Regions from separate parts of the Homo sapiens genome. Here region 1 is linked to region 2. A link is an interaction called in ENCODE POLR2A ChIA-PET data of the cell type or tissue named here. Cell type or tissue: endothelial cell of umbilical vein. All regions are shown on one strand. Links, peaks and the distances in the headings refer to the core of each region. The heading gives the core; the rest is flanking DNA.

Region 1 (7,298 bases), core at 1,065-6,064, 350 kb after region 2:
CTACTAAAACTATGAAAAATTAGCTGAGCATGGTGGCACATGCCTGTAGTCCCAGCTACTCAGGAGGCTGAGGCAGGAGAATCGCTTGAACCCAGGAGGCAGAGGTTGCAGTGAGCTGAGATTGTGCCACTGCACACCAGCCTGGCGACAGAGCAAGACTCCATCTAAAAATAAATAAATAAATAAAAAGGAATGAAGATGGACATCTAGTTCACATAAATGCTCATCAAGATTCAGAAAATAATAATTTTAAACCAAACATTTCCAGAGACTGTGGATGAGGAGAACAAGTGGGTTTCCTTGTCAGGGCAGTCTCCCCTCCATGACCTAGAGATGGGCTTCGTCGTAAACATGCTTTCATTATACTGAGGATAGACTCCAGAGTCGGGGTGAGGCAAGAGGAAAAGGGGAGAGATGCTGAGGCCCAGGAACTGTTGCTGAGAAGAGGATGAGAAAGAAAGTGAGCACAAGGTGCTAAAATTTTTGTTTCAGCTGTGCTTGTTTAGAGGCAGACAGAGGGCAAGGGCTACACAACTTTAAGTCCTGCACACCTCCTGGCTTGCCACTTTGCACCTTCTAGATGCTAGGCAAACAACTGCCCATAGAGACTATAAAACTACTTTGGTAACCCCGCAGCTTCATCTGGTGTTGACTTTTTCTTTTAAGTTACCAAGGACCAAAACTGTAAGACCATTTTAGCTAGGGCTAGGATAGAGGTTGGGAAAGCCCAGCACACTGCTTGCATCACACTGCTGCACCCTGGCTGGTTTCATAATTTAAATTAGCAACTGCAATATCACAGGAAAGAAGACTACACTCTTCGGGGCTGCTTAGGAAAAGAAAACTAAAAAAAGACTATGTAGGGGAGGTGGTTTAGCAGCCATTCTGTTTGGCTGTGAGGGTTTCGGAAAGGCATCATGAACTGGGAAGAGTCGATGCAGGTAAAATCTGCACACCCCCTTAAGGAAAAATCTCAGTTTACCTTTTGTCTCCACTACACCTGAGGTCTGTGTCTTTTCATCCTGTTTTTTCCAGCTCCTGGCACACAGAAAATGTTCAACTAATACCCACCAAACTGAAAACCCAGCAAACTATGAAAACTCAGCAAGAAAAATAGACAGAAAAGAAGTGGGTCCAAGAAAATGATGCCTCCAAAAAGCAGCAAAGGGCAAGTGGAGCAGGAGGATGCCGTGCTTTAAAAACAGCCACAGGCCGGGTGTGGTGGCTCACGTCTAATCCTAGCACTTTGGGAGGCCGAGGCGGGCGGATTGCCTGAGCTCAGGAGTTCGAGACCAGCTGGCCAATGTGGTGAAAGCCCGTCTCTATTAAAATACAAAAAAAAAAAAAAGAAAGAAAGAAAATTAGCCAGGCGTGGTGGTGGGTGCCTGTAATCCCAGCTACTCAGGAGGCTGAGGCAGGAGAATTGCTTGAACCCGAGAGGCAGAGGTCACAGTGAGCTGAGATCGTGCCACTGCACTGCAGCCTGGCAACAGAGTGAGACTCTGTCAAAACAAACAAACAAACAAACAAACAGCCACAAAGCAAGGAGGAGGTGGCAAAGCCACAGCTTGCTTGGGTTTGAGGAGGGCTGAAGCTGGAAGCTTGGCCCAGATCTCCTGAGAATGTGTGACTCTACTGAAAGATGCCTCAGTCTGTTAATAAGGGAAATTATTGAGGAAATGGAGGAAAAGGAGGAGGAAATGGAGAGAGTCAGTTCAGAAAACATGGCCACTCAAGAGAAGCTACAGGCATATGATGTGCTGCCAGAATTTCTAAGTTTCCAGTTCTTTGGGGAGCTCAAGATTTTGGAATAGCTGGGATAAAAAGAGAAATCTCTTTCAAGCTGAGTGAAAAGCCCACTCTAGCTCTCCTGAAGAGACAGGAAGAGAAAAGTGGGGCAGAGAACCCATCGGCAAAGCTCTGGGCTTGGGGCACAGGGTCTCTGTGACATCCTGGGCACCTTCACTGTGGCCAGTGAGGAGGAAGTTCTGCCCCAGCCGGCCTGCGGGGACTATGGGGCAAGGGAGGAGCTCTTCCTCTAGAAATACAGCAGCCTCACCCTTGTGGGGTAGCTGTTTCAGGCACCAGAAGGACTCAGCCCATGGACTCCGGCCACCTGGGGCTTGGTTTCCTCAATGCAGCATTTCAATGCCTGAGCAGGTGCCCCGAGCTTAACAGTTCATGACTCCTGATGACAACAAGGAAGGATTGCTCCACATTTTGTCCAAGGCGATCATCAAGTTGGGGAAAGCATAGGTACTGGAATTTTCAGATTCATAAAGCCATAGGCTTGTAGAGTTGGAAAATACCTCAGTATTCACAAATTAAGCCTTTGTGGGATTGTTTTGTTTGCACTGTTTTCATAGAAAATGAAAAGCACATTCCAGAAAAATTCAATGGCTTGGCAGGCCATCCAGCCTTCCCTGCAGCCCCGCTCCACTGCCGTCCTCCTTAAGTGGCTGCATTCTCCCAGGGCTAAGCATCCACAGGTCCCAGGGGGCATGCCCACTGGACCCAGAACTCCTCTGCAATTCCCTGTCCAAATGATCTAAAGCTCACTTCTAGGGCCTGTGTGAGCTGAGTCAAGGCTGGTCCCGGATCGTGCAGGCTAGTGTCCATCCATGGCACACGAGGCCACTTGGGAAAACAGGGGAAAGAAGAAAAGGGGAGCGAGCCATGGGGCAGTGGGCTGTGCACCACCACAGGCCAGTGTGGAACTCCAAGGATGCCAAGAAGCTGACATTTGAACCCAGGTCATTATGAAGGTGGTTATTTAGCAGTTTGTTAGCTTCGTTTGTAACTTTAAGTATTGAGACATAAATGGCATGAGGACCCCCCAAGGCACTCTACTCAGGGCCCTTCCTGCAGCTCACCATGACACACACTCAGCTTCCTGAGCAGCTGCCTGATGTCCAGGCTCAGATGTGCACATCCCATAAGACATGCTTTGCCCAGACCCAAGCCTTCTTGGTTTTATACTTTAGTACATTTCATAAGAGACCACAGATTATTGTAGCCAAATCCCACAGTCTTGAGTCATGGTGAGTTTCAGGGGGCACATTTCATCCATAAGACACTGCACAGCACCTGGTCAGACGGCATTCCAGGCACACAGCCTAGCCCTGGTGCAATTCTTGTTTTCCAGCAGAGCTAGGCAGCCTCTTTGGTCCTGAACAATACTGATTGCCACATTCATCCTCTAACAGTTGCCAAAAAGCAAAAGAGGAAGGGGGAAAGGAGAGGAGAGAGGAAACATTGCAGAAGAAGGTAAAAAAGCATCCACTACTCCATATTCTGGGGACAAAGCAGAGAACAAGACACAGCCTCTGCTTTCACGGTGTTAACATCCTAATGCATCAGTCAGCACATTTTTTTTTTCTGTAAAGGGCTGGACAGTGACTATTTCAGACTTTGCAAGTCATACAGCCTCTGGTTGCAACTACTCAACTTGGCTGTGGTTCACGGAAGCAGCTATAGACAACATGTAAGGAATGGGCAAAGCTGGGTTTGGCTCACAAGCCATACTGTGCCCACCCCTGTTCTAGCAAGTAAACAGATTAATGTTAAGGGACATCAGACACAGCTTCAGGTGCCTTTTAAGGACCCCCCCCCCCCCACACCCATTGCCACTTGTTCCATTTTCTGTTTTATAGTAGGAACTGCAAGTAACTCCAGTTTAGCTGGGACAGCAGATGTTGAAAGATAAGTTGAAGGTCAGAGAATGGGGACAATTTTAAGCTCAGAAACTGTGATTTTAGATCTTCGTTGAACTAAATCAACAGCTGACAGCAGCCAGCCTGCAGGAAGGTGTAATAAGCCTGGGTTTTTACCTGCTTCCCCCATCAGCCCCACTTCATGTAACAAGATGTCTTATAGGTACAGCATCAAGTCCCACCTAAACCAGCAGGAGCCTGAGGGCTCAACTCCAAACATTCATAATTGTTCCCTCAGCTAAATGTCTAGGGAGCTCTATAGAAACAAAATAGCAAGGTCAGTAGGTTGATCACTTTTAAAATGTGGGCTCTTGGGCAAAAATGTCAGGGAAGAGCCAGGAAGTCCCAATGTATTCGTAGTCCCCACTTTGGAGAGGATTCCCTATTTTGGAGTGTTCAATGGTATTTATCACTATAAAGGTGTAGATGATGAACTTTGAAAACTACAGGATGGTAAGCAATTATAAGGTAATGTTACACTTTTTGTTATTTTAATTGTCCTCACTTTCTGAGATCCTGAACTGATTAATTTTCCTGTTTCAATTGTAGGCATGACTCTTCTCCTGTCCTAAGAGACTTAAAAAAAACCCTCAGATTCCTTCTCTTCCACCTTCTTCACCCCCTGTATTCTACCACTTGCCAAAATACAGCTTCCAACACCACAAGGTCATTCCCAAATACCCCTTTTGCCTTTCTTTTATCACTGTCCTTTCTCTGATAGAGGCCTTTATTACTTCCTGCCTGGGTGATGTTCCAGCTCCAAGCCTGGCCTGGCCTCGCCTCTCCCACATCCACTGATACTACTCTGCTTCTTAAAATTCATTTCCTGAGGTCTGTTTGGTAACCACGATTGAACACTTACTATTAGCCAGGCACTGTGCTAACTGCCACATACAATAAAAGTCCCCAACACCACTCTGGTTGGGAAGTTGTCTCAGAAATAGATGAGGTCAATTTAGTAGGGAAAGGGAGGGAGAGGGGATGGGAGAAGGAGAAGGAAAGAGGAGGAGAGAGAGATTGAGAAAACATGAATGAATGAATTATAGGAGCCCAAAAGAAGCACACTCAACTAGCAGGAAGTGGGAGGAGTAGGGAAGTCTTCCCAAAAGGATCATTCACTTAAGTTCTCAATGGTTCCTATAAACTGCAGAGTTAAGTGCAAAATCCTCACTTTGACATTAAAGGCCTTTTATGATTTGGCCCCAACTTACCCTTCCAGATTGACCCCTTGCCAGTCCACATATGAGCTACAGTCTAGCCAAACAAAACCCCTAAATTCAACCCTCATTTTCCTGTCCTTGTCTTTAATTATTCTCTCCCCCCTCCCTAGAATATCACTTTTCAAATTTGTATTCAGTGTTAACAACTAGTTATCTACATGAAAGTATTTAAAAAATTAAGTTAGTTCTATCTCACAGCATACACAAAGATAAACTCCAAGTGGATTAAAGTATTCTTTTTAAAAAATAAGAAGTCATTTTTATGTAATAATTTTTAAATTGTGAAACAATCACAAATTTACAAGAAAGTTGCAAGTATAATAGAATTTTCTCTTCAATCATTTGACAAAAAACTGCCAACCTGAAGCCTCATAGTTTGTATAGTTTGTATATTTCCTACAAACAAGTGCATTCTCCTGCATGATCACAATACAACCACCAACAGCAGTAAATTAACATCACTACCATCTAATCCTCAGACCCCATTCAAGTCTCAACAATTATCCCAATAACCTCCTCCTTTATAGCAAAAGGATCCAGTTCAGAATCACATGTTGCATTGAGTTGACAGGTCTTTTTGATCTCCTTTAGTTTGGAACAGCTCCTCAGTCTTTTAACGATGACAGGTCAGTTATTTTTTAGTGTTCTTCAATGTGGGCATGTTTGATGTTTCCTCATAATGAGATTTATGTTATGTATCTTTGGCAGGAATATCTCAGAAGCGATACTGTGTTCTTTCATTTCATTGCATCCTATTAGATGGCGTGCAATTTCAATTTGACCCATTACTAATGATGTTCACTTTAATCACTTGATTACGGAGGTGTCTGCAGGCTTCCATAAGATGATTCTCTTTTCCTTTGTAATTAACAAGAATTTTATTTATTTATACGTATTTATGAATTCATGGCTTCCTATTTTATTCAATGGGTTTAATTCTTTACTATTTAACTTAATGTCCAATTTGTCTCTTATTTAGCTAGTAGAAATCCATCAAATGGCTCTTGTGTCCTTTTGATGTGTTTCACATCATTCTTTGAGCACTTACCTGCTTTCTGGCACAACAAGATATTCCAGGTTTATCTTGCCATTTCCCAATCTGGAATCACCCATTTCCCCAAGGGCCCTGGTTCTTTTTAGGGAAAATACTATTCAGAAGCCAACATCTAGGCTCTCTTAGTGGACAATTAGAGAATATGTATGTATGTATGTATGTACATATGTATAGATAGAGAATAGATATATATACAGTCATATCTATATTTATTTCTCTATATATTAATGTATACATCAACAATCGTGAGGTTATGCTGATACCTCCAATTCCAATACATCACAGCATTTACTTTCATTTTTTTCTTTCCACATTTTCAGCTCCCTTCCCTTAAAAATTGGCTCCCAATATCTTTAAGATATTTATACACACATTTACTTATATGATCGATCCCTCTGGATATAACACATCTCCCATCTCCACCATTGTCCTCCTGCCTACCTTCCCCAACAAGAATCTCACCTGACACTACCGGGGTTCTGACACCCACACTTCCCCCCCTGCTCAGGCTCTGACTCCCCACCCTGGGCCACTCCAGCACATAGATACCCTCCTCACCCTGCCTGGGGTCTGGTTTCCACACCAGGCCACCTTCCTACACAGACGCCCTCCTTGCCTCGCCTGGGCTCTTACACCTGCTCACAGCCCCTGAGGCTCCCCTCAGCCCTACCTGGGCACCTACCCGGCTCCCTAACACCTAAGAGCCTTAAGAATGATTTACTCGGCCGGGCATGGAGGCTCACGCCTGTAATCCCAGCACTTTGGGAGGCCTAGGCGGGTGGATCACAAGGTCAGGAGATCAAGACCATCCTGGCTAACACAGTGAAACCCCGTCTCTACTAAAAATACAAAAAATTAGCCAGGTGTGGTGGCGGGCACCTGTAGCCCCAGCTACTTGGGAGGCTGAGGCAGGAGAATGGCGTGAACCCAGGAGGTGGAGCTTGCAGTGAGCCAAGATCAGGGCACTGCACTCTAGCCTGGGCAACAGAGCGAGACTCCGTATCAAAAAAAAAAAAAAAAAAAAAAAGAATGATTTACTCAGAAAGAAAGGAAACAGAAGAGGGAAAAGAAGAGTACCCAAGACCACTTTTGAAAAACCAAAGTGGAAAATCCTTAGAAGAAAACATAAGATACTGTTTTCATTGTGTTAAGAAAAGTTTTCTTAATAATGTTGGTTGCTAACACTTAATGAGTGCCAGGGACTCATGGCACTAATGAGTCAACTATGTGCCAGGGACTGTTTTAAGCACTTTATATATTTAATTACATAATCCTTACAACTACCTAATAAGCAGGAACTGTAATTATCTC
Region 2 (7,298 bases), core at 1,512-6,511:
AGGACAGATGCCGGTTGTGTCTGACTAGTGATAATGGCCATAGGACAATAGATGAGGGTGGGCTGAGACACAGAGGACAGAGATGAAGCAGAAAGGGAGAATGAAGCAGATGAGAGAGGGGTGAATGGAGGAGGGGCAGAGCCTGGAGCAAAAGCCATGCTGTGGTTACAGAAAATGAGTTTCCTGATGTGGTGGCCCTGCCTGTCATAGCAAGAGGGAAAGAGCTCCGCCTTTGGGGAACACCAGAAGGCAAGAATGGAAAGGAACCAGACCCATTCACAGCTCTGGTCATTGCATATGTTATTCGTTCTGCCGAGGGTACCCTTTGCCTGGCAAATGCCTGTTTTTCTCTGTTCTCCTCTTCTGTACCAGACTGCAGGTGGGCTCCTTAGGGACCAGCTTAATGCTTTTTGTATCCCTGGCTCTTAATATAAATATATATAAATATTAATTTATATTAAGTTCTTATAATATAAATAGGTGATTATCAAATGAGTGCTGAATGAAATATTGATAATGAAAAACAGGAACAGGTAAAAAATGGTAATGAAAAGGGGTGAAATTGTGAAATATTTAAATTAGGGTATTGAGACATTCATAGATATTGGTGGAAGAGGTGAGGCTGTACTTGAAAACTCTTAGAAGATTCTGTATGTGGAAGGAGGATATTTAAATCTTTGAGCTAATACCAAATATGAGGAGGAATTGTAACTATTAACCAAGAAGAGCCCATGAAGAAGGGTTCAGAGAAAACTAAGTGAGATAATAAATTAAGTTCAAATTCTGAGCCCACAGATAACCTGAAGGTCAAGAAATCATGAGAGTAAGTCTTTCAAATTTTCTGAAAACATAGCACATTTTATGATGCGATCACACAATGCAATCATGAAAATCTTACACACTCAAGATCGTTTTTTCCAGAGGAATCAACATAAGGGCTGCATACTTAGCCTGCATGACATATAACATGGTAGTTTCATGGTACTTTTCTGGGAAATGACCTTTCAGCCAAGCCAATGGCAATGTTTCATGTTTCCAATTCCTTCTCTGCCTTAGGGCAACTTGGAGATATTAACATTATACCGGCTATAATGCTACTTTAATTTTTACCTTTTCTCAACTCTCTCATAGTATGTTCCATCTCAACCTAGGAGAATTTGGGGCCTCTCCTTTGCCCCATCCCCAGCCATCTGGCAATGTCTGGAGACATTTTTGTTTGTGATGACTGGAGGGGTGCTACCGGCACTGACTGGATAGACACCAGGGATGCTGCTGAACACCCTGCAATGCACAGGACCGCTCCCCACACCACAGAATTCTGAAGGCCAAAATGTCAATAGTGCCAAGGTTGAGAAAGCCTGCAAGTTTCTCCTAAATGTACAGCACAGATATGGCAACTGCCTGGCTGGCCAGCTTTAAGATTTTGTGGTTTTAACAAATGTAAAAAAATGGGAAGGATTTCCTTTTCTTTTCTTTCTTTCTTTTTTCTTTCTGAGATGGAGTCTCACTCTGTCACAAGGCTGGAGTGCAGTGGTGTGATCTTGGCTCACTGCAACCTCCACCTCCTGGGTTCAAGCAATTCTCTTGCCTCAGCCTCCCAAGTAGCTAGGACTACAGGTGCGTGCCACCATGCCCGGCTAATTTTTGTGTTTTTAGTAGAAACGGGGTTTCACCATGTTGGCCAGGATGGTCTCGATCTCTTGACCTTGTGATCCACCCACCTTGGCCTCCTAAAGTGCTAGGATTACAGGTGTGAGCCAACGCGCCCGGCCAAAAATGGGAAGGATATTCTTTGTTTCCATTTTAGAGGTTAAAATGAGATTTTATCAATATCTCTTATATTGCACTTCAAATTGTATCACACCTAAAGTCCACTTCCAATGCGAGGTTTTTCAGGTGCTTTTTTCAGGACTCACACCACCGTTTACCAAGTGCTTAGATGACATTGCTAAAGGGCTAGGAGAACAATGAAGGTTAAAAGCAGGTGGCAATAGACACTAAAATCCTGCCCAAAGTCACAGTCGTGGGTAGTGTGAAGTAGGGGTGTGTTGGGGCTCAGAAATCAATGCCTCAAAATGAAGGCCTTGGAAGCACCCTTAGAAGCAAAACCGTTTCTCTGCCCTTCCGCCCTATCAGTGCCATACTTGCCCTAGGCTAGTCATAGAAACTAGAATCCCTCTGCCCCCAAGGCAGGTCATAGAAACCAGAATCTTTTCTCCCCAAAGCTAGTCATAAAACTGAAAAATACTACTTTAATTTTCCCTCCACTTTTCTGCATAAAAACAGGCTATAAAGAAATTATCTGACCCACCTTGTTTGACTATGAGTCGTATAACCGCCCCCCCCATTCCAGACAGGGTCCTGCCCCATACCCAGAAGGAAGGAATGGTGCTCAGGAGGCCAAGAAGAATCCAGACAGACAGGCTTTGCTGGGCGTCCCCATTCAGTCTATTAGCATTGGATCATACTCTTTTCATCCAGTCATATTTCTACATGGCTGTCCATACTGTGGTGTACCTAAGCATAAAAATGGACAATTTCTCTTTTATCTTTGAGTCTTCATTCTGAAGGCGCCCATATATACATGTTAAATAGATGTGTATGCCTTTTTTCCAATTAACCTGCTTTTTGCTAGTTGATTTCTTCAGAGAACCTTCAGAGAAACAAGGGGAAAGCTCTCCCTCGGCCCCTGCAGTGGCTGGCCTTCAGTCCCAGCTTCACCCGCCAGCTCTGTCACTGACCAGTCACTGGCCCTTGGCAGTTCCCTCTCTGTGCTTCAGTTTTCTCTTTGGGAAATGAGGATTATGGTAAAGGGCTTACCTCTTTGTGGTGCGAATGCACATGTGACAAAATTAGAGCAGCACCTAGTGTGTAGAAAGCTTAGTTACCAAGATGGCGGGCACTTCCATTTACGAACCAAAGTGCTGCTGCTGTGAGGAAATAGCATAAGTATAGTTTATGTTTTCTTTGGCTGGCCAGCTTTAACTTTTTGTGGGTTTTTTTTTTTTTTTTTTCTGAGACAGAGTCTCACCCTGTTGCCCAGGCTGGAGTGTAGTGGCGCCACAATCTCAGCTCACAGCAACCTCCACCTCCCGGGTTCAGGCGATTTTCCTGCCTCAGCCTCCTAAGTAAGAGCGTGCCACCACGCCCGGCTAATTTTTGGTATCTTTAGTAGAGACGGTTTCACCGTGTTGGCCAGGCTGGTCTCGAACCCCTGACCTCGTGATCCACCCTCCTCAGCCTCCTACCTTGATTTCCATTTTTGAGGTTACAATGAGACTTTATTGTTATTTCTCATATTACTTTATATTTGTAAATTAATAAAGCAAATTACATATATTTGCTTTGTAATTTGCTTTATTAACTTACAAGCAAAATTAATAGAAGTGATTTTTATTAATAGCCGTGATTTTTCAAAGAATCACTAATAGCTATGATAGCAGGAAGAGCAATTCCTGGAACCACAGGCGTTATCCTGTATCTGTTGTTTCTCCCAGTTTTGTAACACATCACAAGAGGGCGCGAGAAGACGCCTTTTTGAACACAAGCAAGCCTCAGGCTGAAAATTTTGTTCTTTAAGCGGTACCAAAATAGTCACAAGATGGTGCTAACAGATTCCTTTTGAAAACCTAAATGGGCAGTCTCGATTTGGTTATTGGAATTATATAAAAGCTAATACTGCAGTTATCACTTTAATTAGAACAATACAATTCACGAGGTCAAGGGCAAACTTTTCAGTTCAAACGTAGACCAAATAGTCTCTGTTCTAGATCTAATCATAGCAAAGGTTTTGGAGTGAAAGTTTCTGTCTCTATTAATCAAAGTTTTAACAAAAAATATATTTTAAAAAATCATACTTAACAGGTGTTGAGTTAGCAGCCCTATTTCACAGAAAGGATGGAGTTCTTGAGGTCTGCTCTAAAGATCCCCTGCCTTGAGGAATGACTGTGAGGGGGAGCTACCTTGGGGAGTTCTGGTTTCTTTTCATTACAAGTTTACTCCTCGGCAAATTAGAGACTTGCTGAAAGAAAAGTAACAGGTCATCTCTGGAGTCCTGGATTTTATTCAAAGAAGAGCATGAAACATGATTTTAGACAACAAAAATAAAAGCAAGATTTTTTTGTCGTGTCTTTCCTTCTGAGCCTGAACTTACCTTCCCGTGGGGCGGGATGGCCCCCAGCAAGTGGAGAAGAATGAGGCTGAGGGACACATTCAAAGCAGAATGCATGCATAGCTTTTAAGAATATGATACAACAGCCTCAAGAACAGGAACTTGGGGTCATTCAGATGTCCTAACAGGAGGAATCAAATAGTGGCAGCTCCTTCAAATCGGTCGGTTCCTCTACTATTTCACTTTCTCCTTTTTGTATTTATGTAAAGAACAGGCTTGAGAATTATCATGCAATACTGAAGTAAGGAAAAGCTCTGAAGTCAGGAATGAAGGAATCCCACTTTTGTTACGTCAAAATTGCCAGAAGCCTAGACTAGAAGCAGGAGGGGGAGGAGAAAAGAAGCTAAGAGGGAGAAGGAGGTGATCAGGATTGAAAAACCACTCTAACCAGCAAGGTCTTAGCACCCTCTCACTCAGAACTCATATAATTCTCAAAATAACTCTACCAGTTTGGTGCTTTTACCTACACTTGACAGATATGGAAACTGAGAATGTGAGAAGGTAAGTCACTTTTTCAAGGTCACGCAACTAGTAAGGGGTGGAACCAGGAGTCAACCCAGATAGCTAAGAAATGCCAAGTATGTGGAATTTTAATAAAAGCTGACAAGGAATCATCCAGAACCTTTCATATTTACTCTGTGGCAGTTGTTGTCAGAGGAACATACAGAAAACAGGTAATTTGCTCTTCATTGCTGTGACTGAGGGGCAATGACCACGGAGGATACAGATAGGACTATAGTCTCTTCCCAGGGAAGGGAGTCTGGCTCTTCTCTGGAGGGCCCGGGATGCTGGGTGGTTTCCAGTGTAGGATGGAAGAAGCTACTTCCATGTTCCAGGCTGCGGCCTACCCAGCAGAAACTGCCTGGCTCCTTCCAAGGTGGTAGTTTCCCTCTGCTGTTTATTGATGTGCTATAAAAAGAAAAGTGCTTGTAAGCAACGCAAGTGCATGAACAACTTAATTAAAATAATTAAAGTAATAGCTTGTGAAAAAAAGTAGTAAAACTAATTATTATAAAGTAGCTGTGTGGGAGGATGAAAATTGCTGACATTCTTTAGGTCTAAGCTGCTCTGTTTGGCACAGAAAACACAGACAGTTTAACTATATCCTCAGAAGGGATCTGAGGTTCCCCTCTCCCAACTTAGATTTTAACTCTCCTGTTTCTCAGTTTTTAATTTCCTCCTTGGCAACAACCACACACGAATGACCCTCCAGTTCTCACTCCGAGTTGTCCCTTCTAGTCAAGCATCTGACTTTTTTTTTTTTTTTAGAGGGAGTCTTGCTCTGTCGCCCAGGCTGGAGTGCAGTGGGATGATCTCATCACTGCAACCTCCGCCTCCCGGGTTCAAGCAATTCTCCTGTCTCAGCCTCCCAAGTAGCTGGGATTAAAGGTGCACCCCACCATGCCCAGCTAATTTTTGTATTTTTAGTAGAGACGAGGTTTCACCATATTGGTCAGGCTGGTCTCGAACTCCTGACCTCAGGTGATCCGCCTGCCTTGGCCTCCCAAAGTCCTGGAATTACAGGCGTGAGGCACCGCGCCCAGCTGCATCTGACTTTTTTTTTTTTTTTAACTCAAAGAAGTATAAAAGTTTAGAATCTGAGAAGCTCAGTGCTGAAGGAACCTGCAAACCTGCTGGTAAAATTATCTGTAGGATGCGTGGCTCCCTTTGCAAACGTTCCCAGAGTGTTGCCACTTGATGGTTATCCAGCCTTTGCTGGAGCCCTTTCAGTGAGGACAAAATGACAGCTGTGGTAGCTCTGGCTGCTGTCGAGCGCCTTTTTGTTTTAAGTTACACTCAGTCCTTTTAGTGCCCCAGTATTCCTCATTCTCTGCTTCGAGGCCGTAGTGAATAAGGAAACTGCCCCTTCCAAATATTTGAAGGAAGAGCGATGTCAGCTCATGCCTTCCCAGTGTCTAATTCAATTGCCAAACCAGCCAGGTGTTCCACGCACAGGAGTGGAGCTCCAGCTGAGAGGTCCCACAGTTTACCTAGGCTCAGCCATGTTTACCTGAGATGGGCAGATGCAGCCCGGCTGAGAGCAGGGTCAGAGTCAGCTGAGAGGAGCCACAGTCGGAGCTGAGGGAAAATCGGTGAACATCAAGCCCAGACCTAGAATAGGGAACAGAAGAAGGACATCAAACTTGCTAGCTCAGAGCATCAAAAGTAGAGGAGAAACAGAAAGAAGGGTCCAGAAAGGCAGTTCAGAACTAAGACCATGAATGGTCAATTTGTACAGGAGCTCCCCTCTCCAGGGTGAGTCACGCACATCTCATGGCCATGCAGGGCAATCCCCTCTGTCAAACAGACGCCTGGTAGCTCTTCAAGTATTCATTGTGTGACAGGCTTTTGCTACTCCCTTTATTAGCCATTCTATAATCTTTCAGATCATCTCATAGAATAACTGGTCATTAGTAGGTGGAACCCAGCTGACACTTTTGGATGATGAGTGAGAGGTGCTTAAAAATGTATATCAGAACACAGAGCAGACTTTCTTTGCTCAGGAAAAATCACTTTAGTGGACTCTCTTAATTATGTAAACATAATTTGATATAGGATGGGAGTTACATCCAATTACAACACTGCACAGCCAATAACTTAAAACCAAATATGGGACATCCCTGTGTTTAAAACTCACCTGGTCACTCTTAACCCCTTATATGTAGAGTTCCCTGACAACATTTCCACTTCATTTCACTGCCCTGAGCTCCTCTTTCTCACTTCCCTTCTGGCTTTCAGCCTTCAATTCTTTTTTTTTTTTTTTTTACTTTTATTTTAGGTTAAGGGGTACAAGTGCAGGTTTGTTATATAGGGAAACTTATGACATGGGGGTTTGTTGTACAGATTATTTTGTCACCCAGGTACTAAGCCTAGTACCCAATAATAATTTTTTTTTTTTTTTTGAGACGGAGTCTCCCTCTGTCGCCAGGCTGAAGTGCAGTGACATGATCTTGGCTCACTGCAACTTCTGCCTCCCAGGTTTAAGCGATTCTCCTGCCTCAGCCTCCTGAGTAGCTGGGACTACAGGCATGCACCACCACGCCCAGCTAATTTTTGTATTTTTAGTAAAGACAGGGTTTCACCATGTTGGCCAGGATGGTCTCAATCTCTTGACCTTGTGATCTGC

The links. Peaks named below come from ENCODE experiments on the same cell type or tissue, not always from the same donor. Only the 100,000 strongest peaks of a DNase experiment are listed, where the experiment ranks them.
Region 1: POLR2A ChIA-PET joins it to region 2 with 5 read pairs; 2 of 35 experiments call an interaction of 5 or more read pairs at or near these places.

What each region holds. Positions count from the first base shown.
Region 1 is chr1:93,984,928-93,992,225 of GRCh38, reverse strand. No RefSeq gene overlaps it. Among named protein-coding and RNA genes, the nearest start is that of GCLM, 79 kb to the right of the region's middle. In endothelial cell of umbilical vein, for the core only: no CTCF peak of the experiment used is centred there; no DNase peak of the experiment used is centred there; H3K27me3 peaks cover 989 bases.
Region 2 is chr1:94,332,294-94,339,591 of GRCh38, reverse strand. ARHGAP29-AS1 (ARHGAP29 antisense RNA 1) reads right to left here. Exons shown (of 4, transcript XR_002958338.2): 3 at 6,183-6,283; 4 at 4,786-5,080. Among named protein-coding and RNA genes, the nearest start is that of ABCD3, 82 kb to the left of the region's middle. In endothelial cell of umbilical vein, for the core only: a CTCF peak has its summit at 3,534 (motif pointing right); a DNase peak (open chromatin) is centred at 3,571; H3K27ac peaks cover 975 bases.